2 separate regions of the Homo sapiens genome follow, and region 1 is linked to region 2. A link is a loop called in an ENCODE intact Hi-C map of the cell type or tissue named here. Cell type or tissue: sigmoid colon. All regions are shown on one strand.

Evidence for each region. A loop is a pair of places that touch in the nucleus more often than their neighbours do. Peaks named below come from ENCODE experiments on the same cell type or tissue, not always from the same donor. Only the 100,000 strongest peaks of a DNase experiment are listed, where the experiment ranks them.
Region 1: a loop joins it to region 2, with 4 times the contacts of the local background. A loop is called at or near these places in 2 of 110 quality-filtered maps.

What each region holds. Positions count from the first base shown.
Region 1 is chr3:113,511,927-113,519,926 of GRCh38, reverse strand. SPICE1 (spindle and centriole associated protein 1) reads left to right here and starts at 4,771. Exons shown (of 18, transcript NM_144718.4): 1 at 4,771-5,030. SPICE1-CFAP44 (SPICE1-CFAP44 readthrough (NMD candidate)) reads left to right here and starts at 4,771. Exons shown (of 52, transcript NR_183050.1): 1 at 4,771-5,030. RefSeq lists enhancers at 3,429-3,478, 3,539-3,588, 4,099-4,148, 4,855-4,904, 4,965-5,084. In sigmoid colon, no CTCF peak of the experiment used is centred here; DNase peaks (open chromatin) are centred at 3,543, 4,706 and 4,966; H3K4me3 peaks cover 2,152 bases; H3K27ac peaks cover 1,442 bases; H3K27me3 peaks cover 133 bases.
Region 2 is chr3:113,047,769-113,055,768 of GRCh38, reverse strand. All of the region lies in intron 1 of NEPRO-AS1 (NEPRO antisense RNA 1), which reads right to left. LOLI1 (lncRNA oncogene in liver cancer 1) reads left to right here. Exons shown (of 3, transcript NR_189285.1): 3 at 4,064-4,856. Among named protein-coding and RNA genes, the nearest start is that of RMP64, 32 kb to the right of the region's middle. RefSeq lists an enhancer at 4,066-4,245. In sigmoid colon, a CTCF peak has its summit at 4,394 (motif pointing left); DNase peaks (open chromatin) are centred at 3,768 and 4,348; H3K4me3 peaks cover 512 bases.

The sequences.
Region 1 (8,000 bases), 460 kb before region 2:
TGTTGGCCAGGCTGGTCTCGAACTCTTGACCTCAAGTCATTTGCCTGCCTCAGCCTACCAAAGTGCTGGGATTACAGGCATAAGCCACCGAGCCCGGCCTACACTCAATATTTGTATGTTGATCTTGTATCCTGCAACTTTGCTAAATTCACTTATTAATTTTAATGGCATTTTTCTTTTCACATATTCTTTTTTTTTTTTTTTTTTTTTGAGACAAGGTCTTGCTATGTTGCTCAGTCTGGTCTCGAACTCCTGGCCTCAAGCAGTCCTCCTGCCCCAATCTCCGAAAGTGCTGGGATTACAGGTGTGAGCCACCACGCCTGGCCTCTTTTTACAGATTTTATTGAATTTTTTTACATAGACATTCACTCCACTGGGAATAAAGATATTTTTCCTATTCAATCTGAATGCTTTTTATTTATTTTTCCTGTCTGATGGCACTAACTAGAAACTCCAGTACAATGTTGAATAGATGTGGTGAGACTAGACATCCTTGTCTTTTTCTGATCTAAGGAGGAAAGCATCCAGTCTTTCACCATTATGCATCGCGTTAGATGTAGGTCTTTTGTAGATATACTTAATCAGGTCGAGGAAGTTCCTCGCTATTTCTAGTTATCTGAGAGGTTTCTATTAAGACTGGATATTGGACTCCTTCTTTCACAAAACATTAGGACACAAACACAATTTAACCAAGTTCTTACCACTTAAAAACCAGGTTTGCGTATTGTCCAGTTTCCAATATTTTATTCCTTATTTCCACCTGAGACCTCATCAGAATTTCGTTCACTGCCAACACTTTGATCATGACCACTTAAGACAGAGGCTTTTTTTTTTTTTACAGCTCTTCTCTCCTTCTGAGCCCACACTATCGCATCCCTTTATAGTCCAGCCTTTCTCCATTATCCAGTTCCAAAGCTGTTTCCACATTTTTAGGTAATCGTTACAGCAGCACCCCATTTCTCAGTACCAACTTCTGTTTTAGTCCATTTGGGTTACCATAATGAAATACCTTCAAATGGGTAACTTATAAACAACAGAAATTTGTTTCTCATGGTTCTGGAGCCTGGGGAATCCAAGATCAAGGCACTAACAAATTTAGTGTCTGGTTTCTGTGTCCTCATATGGTGGAAGAGGTGAATCCTGTGTCTTCACATAGCAGAAGGGCAAAACGGGCAAAAGGGACAAACAGGCTTCCTAAAAGACTCTTTTTTAAGGGCACAAATCCCATTCATGATGAGCAGAGCCTTCATAATCTAATCACCTCCTTCCTGAAAGCCCCACCTTTTAATACTATCACATTGGCAAATTGTCACATAGAAAGTTTGTGGGGACACATTCAGACCATAGCAATGGCTTGTTTAGAAGTGTATTTTATTCCCCAAATTTTGAGGGATTTTCCAAGAATCAGTCTGTTATTGATTTCTAATTTAATTACATTGTGGTCAGAGAATGTATCTTGCATGACTTCAATCCTTTTGAATTTGTTAACATTTGTTTATGGTCCAGATTATTGTCCATCTTCTAAACTTTCTGTATATGCTTAAGAACCATGTGTATTCTGCCAATTATTGGAGTGTTTAATAAATGTCAATCAGGTCAAGATGGTTGATAGTGTTGCTCAAGTCTCTTATAACCTTGTTGATTTTCTGCTTATTTGCATTATAAATTATTCAGAAAGGGGCATTGAAATATTTGACTATTGTGGATCTTTCAATTTCGCATTGCAGTACTATCAGTTTCTGCTTCATATATTTTTAAGTCCTGTTATTAGATGCAAAAATGTTTAGGATTGTTATGACCTTTTGATTAAATGGTTCTTTTATTATTATTAAATGATCTTCTTTATCTCTGGTTATATTCTCTGCTCTGAACTCTACTTTGTTTAAAATTGATAAAGTCACTCCACTTTATTTTCACTAGTGTTAGCATGATATATCTTTTTTCCATCCTTGTATTTTAAACTTATTTGTGTCTTTATATTTAATGTTTCCCTTCTTATAAGCAGCAATTTAAAAAATTCAAGATTTTAAACAATCTCTGACAATCTGACAATCTCTGCCTTTTATTCAGTGTGTTTAGACAATTTACATTTAATATGATTTATGAGTCTATCATCTTGCAATTTCTTTCCTACTTCTCTCTTTTCTTTGTTTTTTCTTGTTTTATACTTTTAGATTAATCAAGTATTTGTTTCGTTATCCTTTACATGACTTTTGTAAGCTTTTAACAATAACTTTTATTATTTAGTGGCGGCTTTAGGGTTTATAGTATACATCTTTATTTTATCATAGTCTACCTTTAAGTGGTATCAGGAATAGTATAAGGGTCAGGCGCGGTGACTCACACCTGTAATCCCAGCACTTTGGGAGGCCAAGGCGGGCAGATCACCTGAGGTCAGGAATTCAAGACTAGCCTGACCAACATGGAGAAACCCCGTCTCTATTAAAAATACAAAAATTAGCTGAGTATGGTGGTGTGTTCCTGTAGTCCCAGTTACTCCGGAGGCTAAGGCAGGAGAATTGTTTGAACCTGGGAGGTGGAGGTTGCAGTGAGCCGAGATCGTGCCACTGCACTCCAGCCTGGGTGACAGAGTGAGACTTTGTCTTAAAAAAAAAAAAAAAAGGAATAGTATAAGGATTCTAGGTTGATAGCTTTTTTTCTTTGAATATGTTTGAACTGTTATTCTGTCTTCTTGCTTGTTTTGATTCTAATGAGAAACTGATGTAATCCTTAGTTTTGTTCTGCTGTATACGACATGTATTTTTTTCCTTGGATGCTTTTAAGATTCTTTTATCACTCGTTCTGAGCAATTTGATTATGAAGTATTTTGATTAGCTTTCTTCATATTTCTTATGCTGAGCTTCTGAAGGCAGGTCTGTGGGTAAAGATAGTGACAGAAGGATTAAAATAATGATGGGAGCTTAGGGAAGTTCTCTTTTGAATAATTCAGTGTAATCAATGCAGTAGGAAGCAAGGTCATTGTGTGAGAATGAGGATAGGAGACAAGGCATTGGGTATGAATGAAGGTATAAAACTAATATGTAGGAAAATCAATGAACAGGGACCTGTAATGAGATGTTCAAGCATCTTTAAGGTCCTACTTAACATCAGTAATCATGAATTTAAAGTCAGCATGATTGGGTGTTTTTTTTCAGATTCAGCTGCATGGGTGCAAGCACTTAGTAAGTGTAAAGTAGGGATGGCTAATATGGTCATTTTGCCAAGTGATTACAGCAATTTAGAGAGGGGCAGGGAGTTGAGGATGCAAGCAAGTGGATGATTGTTGATTATTAAATATATCTACATCAAACTTCCTCAATCAGAGTGAAAACTATTAAAGGCAGTACCTTTCCTCTAGAAGGTTTTGGGCATGTATTTGCAGACCACACATGGGTGTATTGTAACAGCAGAAAGCAAGGGGCTAGAGGAAATTGTCTTACCAGAGCAAATAAACTCTGTTTTTGAATCAAGTGCTTTGTAAAGTTCTTAACGTGGTCCACGCAGCTCTGACTGTCGTGGATCCAGCCTATCAGGGCGCCTCCCCTTCACAGCAAGTTCCCACTGTTCTCTAAACTTCAGACACACTGGACCTCTTCCTGTCCCTTGCATTTTCCACATCTTTGCACATGCAGCTCCCTCTGCAGGAATGCTTTCCCCTTCCCCACTGGCCTATTCATGTCTGAGCTTTCCTGAGTAATTCAAATATTACTATAATAATAAGCTAAGTATTTGGTTAGAGTGCTTCCTTCTTAGCACTCGTCATAATTTTAATGTTTTTGTCATTGATAACTGTCTGTTAATATGCTGTAAGTTTCCCACCTTGCCTGTTTTTAGCCCCATAGAACCTAGCTCTCCCGCACATTTGTAGGTTGTAATAAACAACTTTTTTTTTTTTTTTTGAGACAAGGTCTTGCTTTGTCGTCCAGGCTGGAGTGAAGTGGTATGACTGTGGCTCACTACAGCTTTGCCCTCCTTGGCTCAAGCGATCCTCGCACCTCAGCTTCCTGAGTAGCTGGAACTACAGGCGTGTTCCCACGCCCAGCTAATTTTTTAATTTTTCGTAGAGACGGGGTTTCGCCATCTTGCCCATGCTTGTCTCAAACTCCTGAGCTTAAGCAATCCTTCTGCTTCTGTCTCCAAAAGTGCTGGGATTCCACTACTAAAGATTTGTAAACAAATGAATAGAGATGAAAGCAAATTAAGTGATATGTGAAGTCTGGTGAGGAGAGCAACATCTTTCTTTTGGAGAATTCTCGAGGCACCGGCTAATGCTATATGCCTATTCTTTTTTTTTTTTTTTTTTTTTTGAGACGGAGTCTCGCTCTTTCGCCCAGGCCGGACTGCAGTGGCGCCATGTCGGCTCACTGCAACCTCCACCTCCCAGGTTCACGCCATTCTCCTGCCTCAGCCTCCCGAGTAGCTGGGACTACAGGCGCCCGCCACCTGGCCCGGGTAATTTTTTGTATTTTTAGTAGAGACGGGGTTTCACCGTGTTAGCCAGGATGGTCTCGATCTCCTGACCTCGTGATCCGCCTGCCTCGGCCTCCCAAAGTGCTGGGATTACAGGCGTCAGCCACCGCGCCCGGCCTGCTATATACCTATTCTTTAATAATTTGCCCTGAACCTTGCAGAGGAACCTCTCTCCCTTAGACTCAGGACCCGAGATAGGCTTTGGGAGGCGCCTGCGCACTGGGCTCGCCGGATATACGCAAGGGCGTGGGGCGGAGCTCTGGTAACCCAGGCAACAGCCCGGAAGCCGCTGGCTGGGTTAACCTGTGGCGCGCTCCGCGGTTCCGGCGCCTGAAGTTTTAGCTGCGGTGGCGGCGGCAGTCGGGACCGACTGCAAGGCAGGTTGAGATGATGGATCTGAGGCTTGCAGCTCGCAGTCCCAACGAGCCTTAGGGACCAGGGCTACCAAAAGGGTGGGGAGAACGGTGGTGGCATCTGTCTGTTGCCTGGGATCCAGGCGCCCGGTTGGGGAATCCTTACTTCAGGAAGCGCAGCCGCGGCTCTGTGTTTTGAGAGTGCAAGTACGTGTCAGGGTGCGTGTCTGGGTATGTTTGTGCGTGGCGCCAGAGCACCTCGAGTATGCGCGTGCGCACCGCTTTCGGGAGCTTTTGCACAGAGCTGGTAATTGGGGGTGCTCGATTGTAGCGTTGGGGGAGTTCACCGTGTAGCAGGAGAGAGGCAAACTATCCAGGGTGCTTTGGGACCGGGAGCGTCATTTAAATCGATGGATGTCAGAGGGGCTTCTCAGAAGGCTCCTCCTGTGAGTTTTGAGGAGTCCGTGGAAGTTAACCCAGTAGAGAAGAGAGTGAGCCTAATGAGTGTTCCAAGCAGAGGGAAAAGAATGGTTGCAACTGTGTGTGAGGCGAGAGCTTGGTTTTAGGATTTGCGGGAGATGTGAGAGAACACTGGAAAGAAAAGTCAGCCGGGCCATATGGGGGAGAGGGTCTGAATGCCAAGCTGAGTTGGATTGCTTTTGACAGTGGGGAGCCATCCGAATCTAGAGGAAGTAGGTAAAGGGTTCAGATCTATTCTCTATCCATGTATTTAGGTAGGATTGATTCAACAGTGTTTGGAAAGAGTTCTTGTTTCTCTTTGATCAGTTTTCCACACCAGTCAGAGTGGATTTACTAAGTCCAGTCATAACTATCCCTTTTAAAATTCTTCAGTGGTTTCCTATGGTCTTAGGTGTTCAGATTGCTGTGGCTCACAAGACTACAATCTGCTGTCTGCCTTTCTTCCTTTAACCTCTCACCCTCTCAGATCTTTGTTAATTGAACTGAACTTCTCAAACTCTTCGTAAATGCATTTTCCCTTGCCTGGAATATTCTTTCCCCTGCTTCTAACTTTTATTCGTATTTTAGCTCTCAGTGCAAACATTTTTGGGGGTATTACAGAGAGGAGAAGCTTTTACTTACTGCATAGAGTTAGTTAGGTACTTTCATGGCACACAGAATTTACTTCCCATGCTGCCCTTTTGTTGTAAATACTTGTTTAATTGCGGTCCTCTTAGAAACTCTTAACTCTGCAAGGGCATAGACTATTCTACTTTCTTGTTATATCTGGTGCCTCGCTTTTAGATGGTGCTTCAAAATATTAGTTACATTAATAGATGGATGATGAAGTCAGTGAGTGAAGAGTGAAAGGGAGACTAATTAGAATAATGAGAGCCTGAACAAAAATATTTTTAGTAGAGATGGAGAAGAGCGGGCAAGAGAGATTTTTAGGGAAAAAGTTAATAGATTCTGTTATCTGATTCACTAAGAGATAAGGAACAGAGGTGATGCTGAGGTTTTAAATTGGAGCAACTAGGATTGTAATTCTGTAAATTCAGCTTAATTGAACATATTTATCGAGTCAACCAGTTATATATCAGCAAGTAGAGATTTGGGGTATGATGATGAGCTGTATTTTGATATACTGTATTTGTGATATTTGGGAGATGTATATAGTAGGTAGTTAGAAATGAGCATTTGGTGTTTTTGTTTTGTTTTTGTTTGTTTATTTTAAGAGACAGAGCCTCACTTTGTCACCTAGGCTGGAGTGCAGGGGCGCCATCGTAGCTCACTGCAGCCTCCAATTCCTGGGCTCAAGCAGTCCTCCCACCTCAGCCTCCTGAGTAGCTGAAACTATAGGCACTCACTGCCACTCCTGGCTAATTAAAAAAAATTTTTTTTTTAGAGACAGGGTCTTGCTATGTTGCACAGGCTGGTCTTGAGCTTCCTGCCTCAAGCGATCCTCCAGCCTCAGCCTCCCGAGTTGCTGGGATTACAGATGCGAGCCACTGTGTTTGAAGTTTTGAGGAAAGGTGTGAATCATTGATTTGGGACTCATTTTCACAGTGTGTTTGTTTGTCCATACATTCATAGCTTTGCTCAAGGGAGTTGGTGAGGTCACTGAGGGAGGATGTGAACTGCCCCTTTGTGATCAAGAAAGCAGCTCCATGAGAGCTGGCACCATATTAGACTTGTTTACTAATATCTTAGTTTATTTAGTTTACTTAGTTTACTTGTTTACTTGTATCTCTAATGCCTAGCCAGTGCCTGGTGTGTGCTGCACTCCCCCAAATAATTATTGAATGAAAGGAGAGGGTATCTAATGGAAAGACAAGAAGAATGAGAACTGAGATAGAACTGGGTGGAAATCCTTGATTAAATTGTTTGTGTGGAGGAGGACAATAGAGCCTGTGAAGAAAAGGAGAAAAGAATAGAAGAGGCCAGGTGTGGTGGCTCACGCCTGTAATCCCAGCACTTTGGGAGGCCAAGGCAGGTAGATCACGAGATCAGGAGTTCGAGACCAGCCTGACCAACATGGTGAAACCCCGTTTCTACTAAAAATACAAAAGTTAGCCGGGCATGGTGGCAAGCGCCTGTAATCCCAGCTATTCAGGAGGCTGAGGGAGGAGAATCGCTTGAACCCGGGAGGTGGAGGTTGCAGTGAGCTGAGGTCGTGCCACTGCACTCCAGCCTGGTAACAGAGCAAGACTCCGTCTCAAAAAAAAAAAAAAAAAAAAAAGAAAGCTTTTCAGTGCAAAGGTGGGGTCAGAGTTTTTGTAATTAATAAAACTTGGAGGTAGAACTAAGGATTAGTAAATACAGGTGCTAAAGTGTACCTTTTCATGAAGCTGGATGGCAAGAGAAGGGCAAAGATGGGATAGCAGCTTAACTATACCTGTGTTATCCTACTGTACACAGGTAGTAAATTACCACAGATTTAGTGGCCTAAAACAATTACTATTTATCATTTCACAATTTCTGTGGGTTGTGAGTTTGGACATGGCTTAGTTAGATTCTTTGCTTAGGGTCTTCCAAAGCTGTAATCAAGTCGTTGGCCAGTATGCATTCTCATCTGGAGTTTTAGCTTCTGAATAAGTAAAATATTCTAAATGTAACTTGAAATACTTTTCCCCCCATTTTTAAGAGTAACATAGGTCCATTATAGAAAATTTGGGAAATATAAAAGCAAACAGAGGTAACCCAATTCTGGCAAAGTTT
Region 2 (8,000 bases):
ATTGGAATGATATTATTCATTCCTCACTCCTCTCTTCCCCTTGCCCCATTTCCAATTAGGCACCCAATCCCATTTCTGTTACTCCAAAATGGTCTTTGCCATCTTTGTTATTATGGTTTCACCTTGCCCTTGAACCACCATGGGTGTCTGATGGTGCATCTTCATTATTTCCCAGCCCAGATGAGTTCATCTTTCTAAAGTTTGACTCTGCTGCTGTCAAAATCCATTCTCTTTCTGAATTTACCCACACTTTTGTCTGGATATTAACTCAGTGTTTTCAAGACAATCTCTGATTTTTCTCTTCAATGTAACAAATTCTTACTCAATACTTAGTATGAGTATGTGCAAGTCACTGTATGAGGAGCTGCAGAAGTAGAAAGAGGAAGAAGTCTTTGCCTTCAAGGAGTACAATCTAACTTTAAGAGGAGACCATTGGGGATAAGACAGAAAGTTAGGAGAGTTAGAAAAGAAGATAAAAAAGCAAGGGCTCTCTCAGAAAGAAGAAACCACAGCATGTGTGTTGCATGTGTGTTTTGTGTGTGTGTGTGAGTGGTGTGTGTGCATGGTGTGTGTGTGTCCAGGACTGTGAAAAGTAGAGGTGGTGTTTGAGGAGGATTTTGACAGGGAGAAAGGAGAGCAGAACTTTCCAGGTGAAGAAAACAATTTCCACAGTGATGTAGAGATGGGAAAATACCATGCATATTTGGAAAAATAGTAATCCAGATTTGTGGGAACATAAGGTCTAGTGAGATCTAGTCTAACCAATTAATCTACATGATGAGAACTAAAATCCACATGTTTCTTTAGGAAATATAGTAAATGGTATAGCTTAGGACTTTGTCTTACACTTTAACAAAGCAGAGTGCTGTATATATTTATTTGTCAGATCACACACACACACACACACACACACTCTCTCTCTCTGTCTCTCTCTCTCTCACAGAGACATGCATGGACAGAAAACCATGCTGGGTAGTATAGTTACACAGACCTTGCTCTTGAGAAATAGCCTCTCGGGAGAAGGAGGGAAGGGTGAATAAATAATTGCAACATCATATGGTCAACACTATTAGTACAAGTAAAGATGTGTGCAATGCCCACAGCAGCCTAGAGGAGGGAAAGTTGGCATAGATTGTAAGGAAAGCTATGTAGGATAGCATTTGATTTAGGCCTTGGAGAATAAATACAAGTTTGTCAATGGAAAGGGGGAAAGCAGGGTGTTTTAGGTCAAGGGAACAGGAGTGAAAGGTGTGTGTGGTGTGGTGGGGGAGTGTGGGTAGAGCTTGAGAAAATGTGTTCATAGCAGGGAAAGTTGTCTTGTGGGACAGAGCAGTAGTCCTCAGTGCTGGTGATTTTGCCCCCCAATGGTTCTTCATGGGGGTGATTTTGCCCCCCAGGGTACATTTGACAATGCCTACAGACATTTTTAAATTGTCACACTCTTGCACGGGGAGGGTATGTTCTACTGGTATCCAGTGGATAGAGGCCAGAGATGCCACTAAATATCCTACAATGCACAGGATAGTTCCTACAACAAAGAATTCTCCCCTTCAAAATGTCAACAGTGCCAAGGTGCAGAAACCTCTGGCTAGAATGTAGTAGTCCCAGAAAGAAGCAGAAGGAAATAAGATTGGAAAGATAGATTGGTGTTAATTTGTAAAATGCCTTAAATGCCATATAATATACTGAAGGTTTCCAGAAAAGGTAAACATTGTATTTTCATTGATTTAATTAGTCTCATTCAATTAAACAATATTTGTTTATAGTATAATTCAATAAAAAGTGATAATGCTTATAGGTGACAAAAGAGAATTTTCTTTACAAAATTCTATAATTTTAAGCCTTGAGGTCATTTGAACAGAGACTTTCTAATGGAAAAGCATCTATTTGAATCCTTTCCCTGGTTAGTAGCTGGATTCCTCTGCCTCCGGCCACTCCTCCTGCCTCCACTCAAGGTATCATGGTTATTCATTGAAGCTTCTGGCTGAGTTGGCCCATAAAGCACAGGGCTGCTCAGGCGGACCTGGTCTCTTTAAGACTGTGACTAGGAACTCATCACTTGTTTAGAGTCACAGCTAGGTGTGGGTTCTCAGGAAAGACTGGCTGTGGTCCAGGACTAATACAAGATGTTTTGAACAGAAGTCTGGGGATCACTTTTTCTAAGCCTTATTTGTGTTGGAAAAGTTGAGTTCATATTATCATCACTTAATTGAGTCCTTTTTTCCCATACTCTTCCATTAGGAACCCCTGCGTCACCCCCTGAGTGGGGTATTAGACCCACTTTATAATGAAGAGGTTGATAATTGGCAGGAAGTTACTTAGGAAATACAGTGCCATCTAAGCCTATTTTCAACCTTTTGAACAAAGGTATCCGCCCAGAAATAATTTCCCAATGTGAAGGGGAGGAAGAAGATTATAGGGCACACCCTTCCTTCAGATTAAAGAAGGCTGCTTACTAAAGTTTGTACACTAGTGGTTCTCAAATCGTTAAGCTCAGGGAACATTTTCAAAATACTGGGATTTCTGATGGCACACTTAATGGGATTAAATGGAATCCACTGTGATTATCATACTACAATGGCATTCATACATTAAAGTTAAAAGGATACAACCTATGTGCCCAGAGAGAAAGAGAGGTTACAATTGAAAAAGTCAGACCATCCTCCCACCTTTCCACTCAGAAAGTGTATGCCCCATGGTAGGTTTGCCAGGTAAAATACAGGAGGCCAAGTTCATTTTGAATTTCAGATACATAATGAATATTTTTGAATATAAGTTTGTCCCATGCTAAACTCATTTATCGGAAATTCAAATGTAACTGAATACCTTGTATTTTTATTTGCTAAATCCAGCAACCCTCCTGAGAGAGCGTTAGATGGGAGTCTTCCATTCATTCCACCAGTATCTGTGCCCACACACTTCTCCTGGGTGAGCTTCTTGCTCCTTTAGATATGATTGTTGTTAACGATGCATACAACATGGCCCCTAAATCCAAGCCAACTACTTCAGCTAGTGTCAACCTAAAGAAATCACAATCTGTGTTAATGCTGGAGGGACTTACTGAGAGACGGTATGTTTGTCTCTGATATGGTACATTCCCTAAGTGTTTTTGTTATTTGGCAAACATTAATTGAGCATCAGAAATGTTCCGGGCACTTAGGATGGAACAAGAAACTAAACATTGCTGTTCTCATGGTGCCTACATACTTGTGGGAGGAGACTGTTCGATGCTCATTTTTATCCCAGAGTTGACCTGAGTTAGATGTGAGTTCATGTATCAGCTGCAACACACTTTAGGACCTTGTTATTTGAATACCTCTGCTTTCTGCCCTGATTATGTTTTCTCGTATATTCCTGAGGCAAAGTTCTTTCTATGCCAGCATCTCCCACAGTAGACCTTATGAAGATAGACAGCAATAAATACTGGTGTAAAAGATAAAGCTTTTAGGAACATGACTCTCTTAACTGAAAACTTTTTGTGTCTTGGCATGTGTGCATGTGCTTATGTGTGTTTGTGAGTATACAGATAATGCACAAATAATGGGTTTCCTGGAAATGTTGGTTGTACAGAGACTATCTTTCTTGATCATTTTTGTCCCCAAAGCAAGCACTTGAAAGAATTCAGTAACAACTTCTTGAGCAGAAAAGATGGCCTCTGCTCAGAGCTTGGTGCAGCAGCAGACACTGAAATGTGGCTTGGCTCTGTCTCTTGGCATAGTTCTAGGGTGTTATGTTCCACGAGAGGCCTTGGAGGGAGGAGGCACTGGTACCTTTTCAGAATCTCGTCAAATCAGGCACAGACTTGCTGGCAGCCACAGCAAAGGGATCTTACTGATCTTTGCCCAACTCTCAGGAGGTAACTGGCAAGACAGAAGAAAGCAAAACAAGCAACCAAATCCGAGGCCTTATAAATTTGACTTGGAAATTTTGTCTCAAGGCTGTCAAAGAGTAGAAATAATGATTTCATTTTCTCCAAGTCCCATTCTTGGGCATTTCGTATTTAACGCAGATAAAACACATTCGAGTACCTATCAACTTTTTTTCTTTCTTTTTTTTTTTTTAGTCTAGCCGTTCTCAGCATCAGGTGACTCTGCTCCTTGAAAATACATTTAAGTGATGCCATTCCTGTCCAAAACCACCACTGACTCCTTCTTCAGAGGGCAAGCCTTGAAATCATGTGCATTTGCCTGTGAGACGTTTCTCCGATTATCTGAAAATCTTCTGCCAGGGATAAGGCGATTTGTCTCCATTCTGTCTGAGGTTGCGGATCTTGGTTTGCAGAGGAGGGCTGCAACGTAGTAGGTTCCTCCACGTGGCTTCTCACTGAAGCCAGAATGACTCATTTAGAGAGTAATCTTGGTGCGGCCTCTTGCTGCCCTCTGGTGGAGAAAACGGGTATTGAACAAGCCATAACGACTGATCTCTGAGGCAAATGCTGTGAAGTGTCAGCGCAAAGGTCCACGGGGAATAATTACACTTCAAGCTATTATCTAAATGAACGGAGTTCATCTAAATGAATGGAGTTGGAACGGTTGTTCTATGAGAATCTGATTTCTCAGCAAGAGAAGTTTTAATTCCATCCCCTTTTTATTTCTGTTTGCTGCGAACTGGTTTCTCATTTCTCCACACTTGCTCTTCCTTTTCGTGAACAATCATTTTGTGTATTTTGAGATCATTATAAAATTCTTGTACGCTCATTTTAAAACATTTCCAGAAAGTGAAAGTCAGCATGTGACCCAGGAAAATTCTAATTCTTAAAACACTCAAGACTCTAAACTAGGGTTTAGACCTATATATTCAGATCTAATTCCAAACCAAAATTCATTTCAGAAGTTTAAATAAAACGTATTAGTCTTATGCCTTCTGAGTCTTTGATTCAAATGAGAGGCTTCTTTTTTTATTTTTTTATTTTATTATTATTATACTTTAAGTTTTAGGGTACATGTGCACAATGTGCAGGTTAGTTACATATGTATACATGTGCCATGCTGGTGTGCTGCACCCATTAACTCGTCATTTAGCATTAGGTATATCTCCTAATGCTATCCCTCCCTCTTTCCCCCACCCCACAACAGTCCCCAGAGTGTGATGTTCCCCTTCCTGTGTCCATGTGTTCTCATTGTTCAATTCCCACCTATGAGTGAGAACATGTGGTGCTTGGTTTTTTGTCCTTGTTGCGATAGTTTACTGAGAATGATTATTTCCAATTTCATCCATGTCCCTACAAAGGACATGAACTCATCATTTTTTATGGCTGCATAGTATTCCATGGTGTATATGTGCCACATTTTCTTAATCCATTCTATCCTTGTTGGACATTTGGGTTGGTTCCAAGTCTTTGCTATTGTGAATAGTGCCACAATAAACATACATGTGCACGTGTCTTTATAGCAGCATGATTTATAGTCCTTTGGGTATATACCCAGTAATGGGATGGCTGGGTCAAATGGTATTTCTAGTTCTAGATCCCTGAGGAATCGCCACACTGACTTCCACAATGGTTGAACTAGTTTACAGTCCCACCAACAGTGTAAAAGTGTTCCTATTTCTCCACATCCTCTCCAGCACCTGTTGTTTCCTGACTTTTTAATGATTGCCATTCTAACTGGTGTGAGATGGTATCTCATTGTGGTTTTCATTTGCATTTCTTTGATGGCCAGTGATGGTGAGCATTTTTTCATGTGTTTTTTTGGCTGCATAAATGTCTTCTTTTGAGAAGTGTCTGTTCATATCCTTTGCCCACTTTTTGATGGGGTTGTTTGTTTTTTTCTTGTAAATTTGTTTGAGTTCATTGTAGATTCTGGATATTAGCCCTTTGTCAGATGAGTAGGTTGCGAAAATTTTCTCCCATTTTGTAGGTTTCCTGTTCACTCTGATGGTAGTTTCTTTTGCTGTGCAGAAGCTCTTTAGTTTAATTAGACCCCATTCGTCAATTTTGGCTTTTGTTGCCATTGCTTTTGGTGTTTTAGACATGAAGTCCTTGCCCATGCCTATGTCCTGAATGGTAATGCCTGTTTGAAGATGACATGATTGTATATCTAGAAAACCCCATTGTCTCAGCCCAAAATCTCCTTAAGCTGATAAGCAACTTCAGCAAAGTCTCAGGATACAAAATCAATGTGCAAAAATCACAAGCATTCTTATACACCAATAACAGACAAACAGAGAGCCAAATCATGAGTGAACTCCCATTCACAATTGCTTCAAAGAGAATAAAATACCTAGGAATCCAACTTACATGGGATGTGAAGGACCTCTTCAAGGAGAACTACAAACCGCTGCTCAAGGAAATAAAAGAGGATACAAACAAATGGAAGAACATTCCATGCTCATGGGTAGGAAGAATCAATATCGTGAAAATGGCCATACTGCCCAAGGTAATTTATAGATTCAATGCCATCCCCATCAAGCTACCAATGACTTTCTTCACAGAATTGGAAAAAACTACTTTAAAGTTCATATGGAACCAAAAAAGAGCCCACATCGCCAAGTCAATCCTAAGCCAAAAGAACAAAGCTGGAGGCATCACACTACCTGACTTCAAACTATACTACAAGGCTACAGTAACCAAAACAGCATGGTACTGGTACCAAAACAGAGATATAGATCAATGGAACAGAACAGAGCCCTCAGAAATAACGCTGCGTATCTACAACTATCTGATCTTTGACAAACCTGAGAAAAACAAGCAATGGGGAAAGGATTCCCTATTTAATAAATGGTGCTGGGAAAACTGGCTAGCCATATGTAGAAAGCTGAAACTGGATCCTTTCCTTACACCTTATACAAAAATTAATTCAAGATGGATTAAAGACTTAAACGTTAGACCTAAAACCATAAAAACCCTAGGAGAGGCTGTCTTCTTAAGACTTTTGCATACAAGTTACATTTCAAGAGAATACGCTTATTTTTTAAGCTCTAAACATGAGAAAATTCTCAAAAAGTATATCCAGGTAGAAGCATGCAATTTTAATTAAAATCTACTACTACTCTTCTTAGAATCAAGGAAAAATTTTGGAGACTAGAATGAGATATTAACACATTATGCATCAGTGTATGACTGATCTTTCAAATGCGTTCCAGTGCCCTCTAGAGCTGTTGTGCTTTTTGAATTAAGAAATTCTTCTTTTTTTTAAAATTTTTATTTTTTTGAGATGGAATTTCGCTCTTTTTGCCCAGGCTGGAGTGCAATGGCATGATCTTGGCTCACCGCAACCTCTACCTCCCAGGTTCAAGCGATTCTCCTGCCTCAGCCTCCAGAGTAGCTGGAATTATAGGCATGCGCCATCACGCCTGGCTAATTTTTGTGTATTTTCAGTAGATATGGGGTTTCTCCATGTTGGTCAGGCTGGTCTCAAACTCCCGACCTCAGGTGATCTGCCTGCCTCGGCCTCCCAAAGTTCTGGGATTACAGGCGTGAGCCACTGCACTCAGTCTGAATTAAGAAATTCTTAATGCCAGGTTAGTGATAGGTTCCTATAGGAAGGATTTTTTATTCATGAGTTAATTCATTTGGTTTTTATTCAACAAGTATTCCCTGAGCACCCACATGCCAGCACTATGGAAGATGAATTCATCACCTGCATGAAGGTGCTTACAGAGCTGAGAGTAAATGTCTTGAGAACAAGGCAGACCATGGGCAGCTCACAAGAGAGGTAGAGGTAAAACGAGATCAGAATTCAGAGATGAGGGCTGGGTGCGGTGGCTCATGCCTGTAATCCTAGCACTTTGGGAGGCCGAGGCGGGTGGATCACTTGAGGCCAGGAGTTCGAGACCAGCCTGGCCAACAGGGTAAAACCCCATCTCTGCTAAAGATACAAAAATTAGCAGGGCATGGTAACACGTACCTGTAATCCCAGCTACTCAGGAGGCTGAGGCAGGAGAATCTCTTGAACCCGGGAGGCTGAGGTTGCAGTGAGCCAAGATCACACCACTGCACTCCAGCCTGGGCTACAGTGTGAGACTCGTCTCAAAAAAAAAAAAAAAAAAAAAAAAGAATT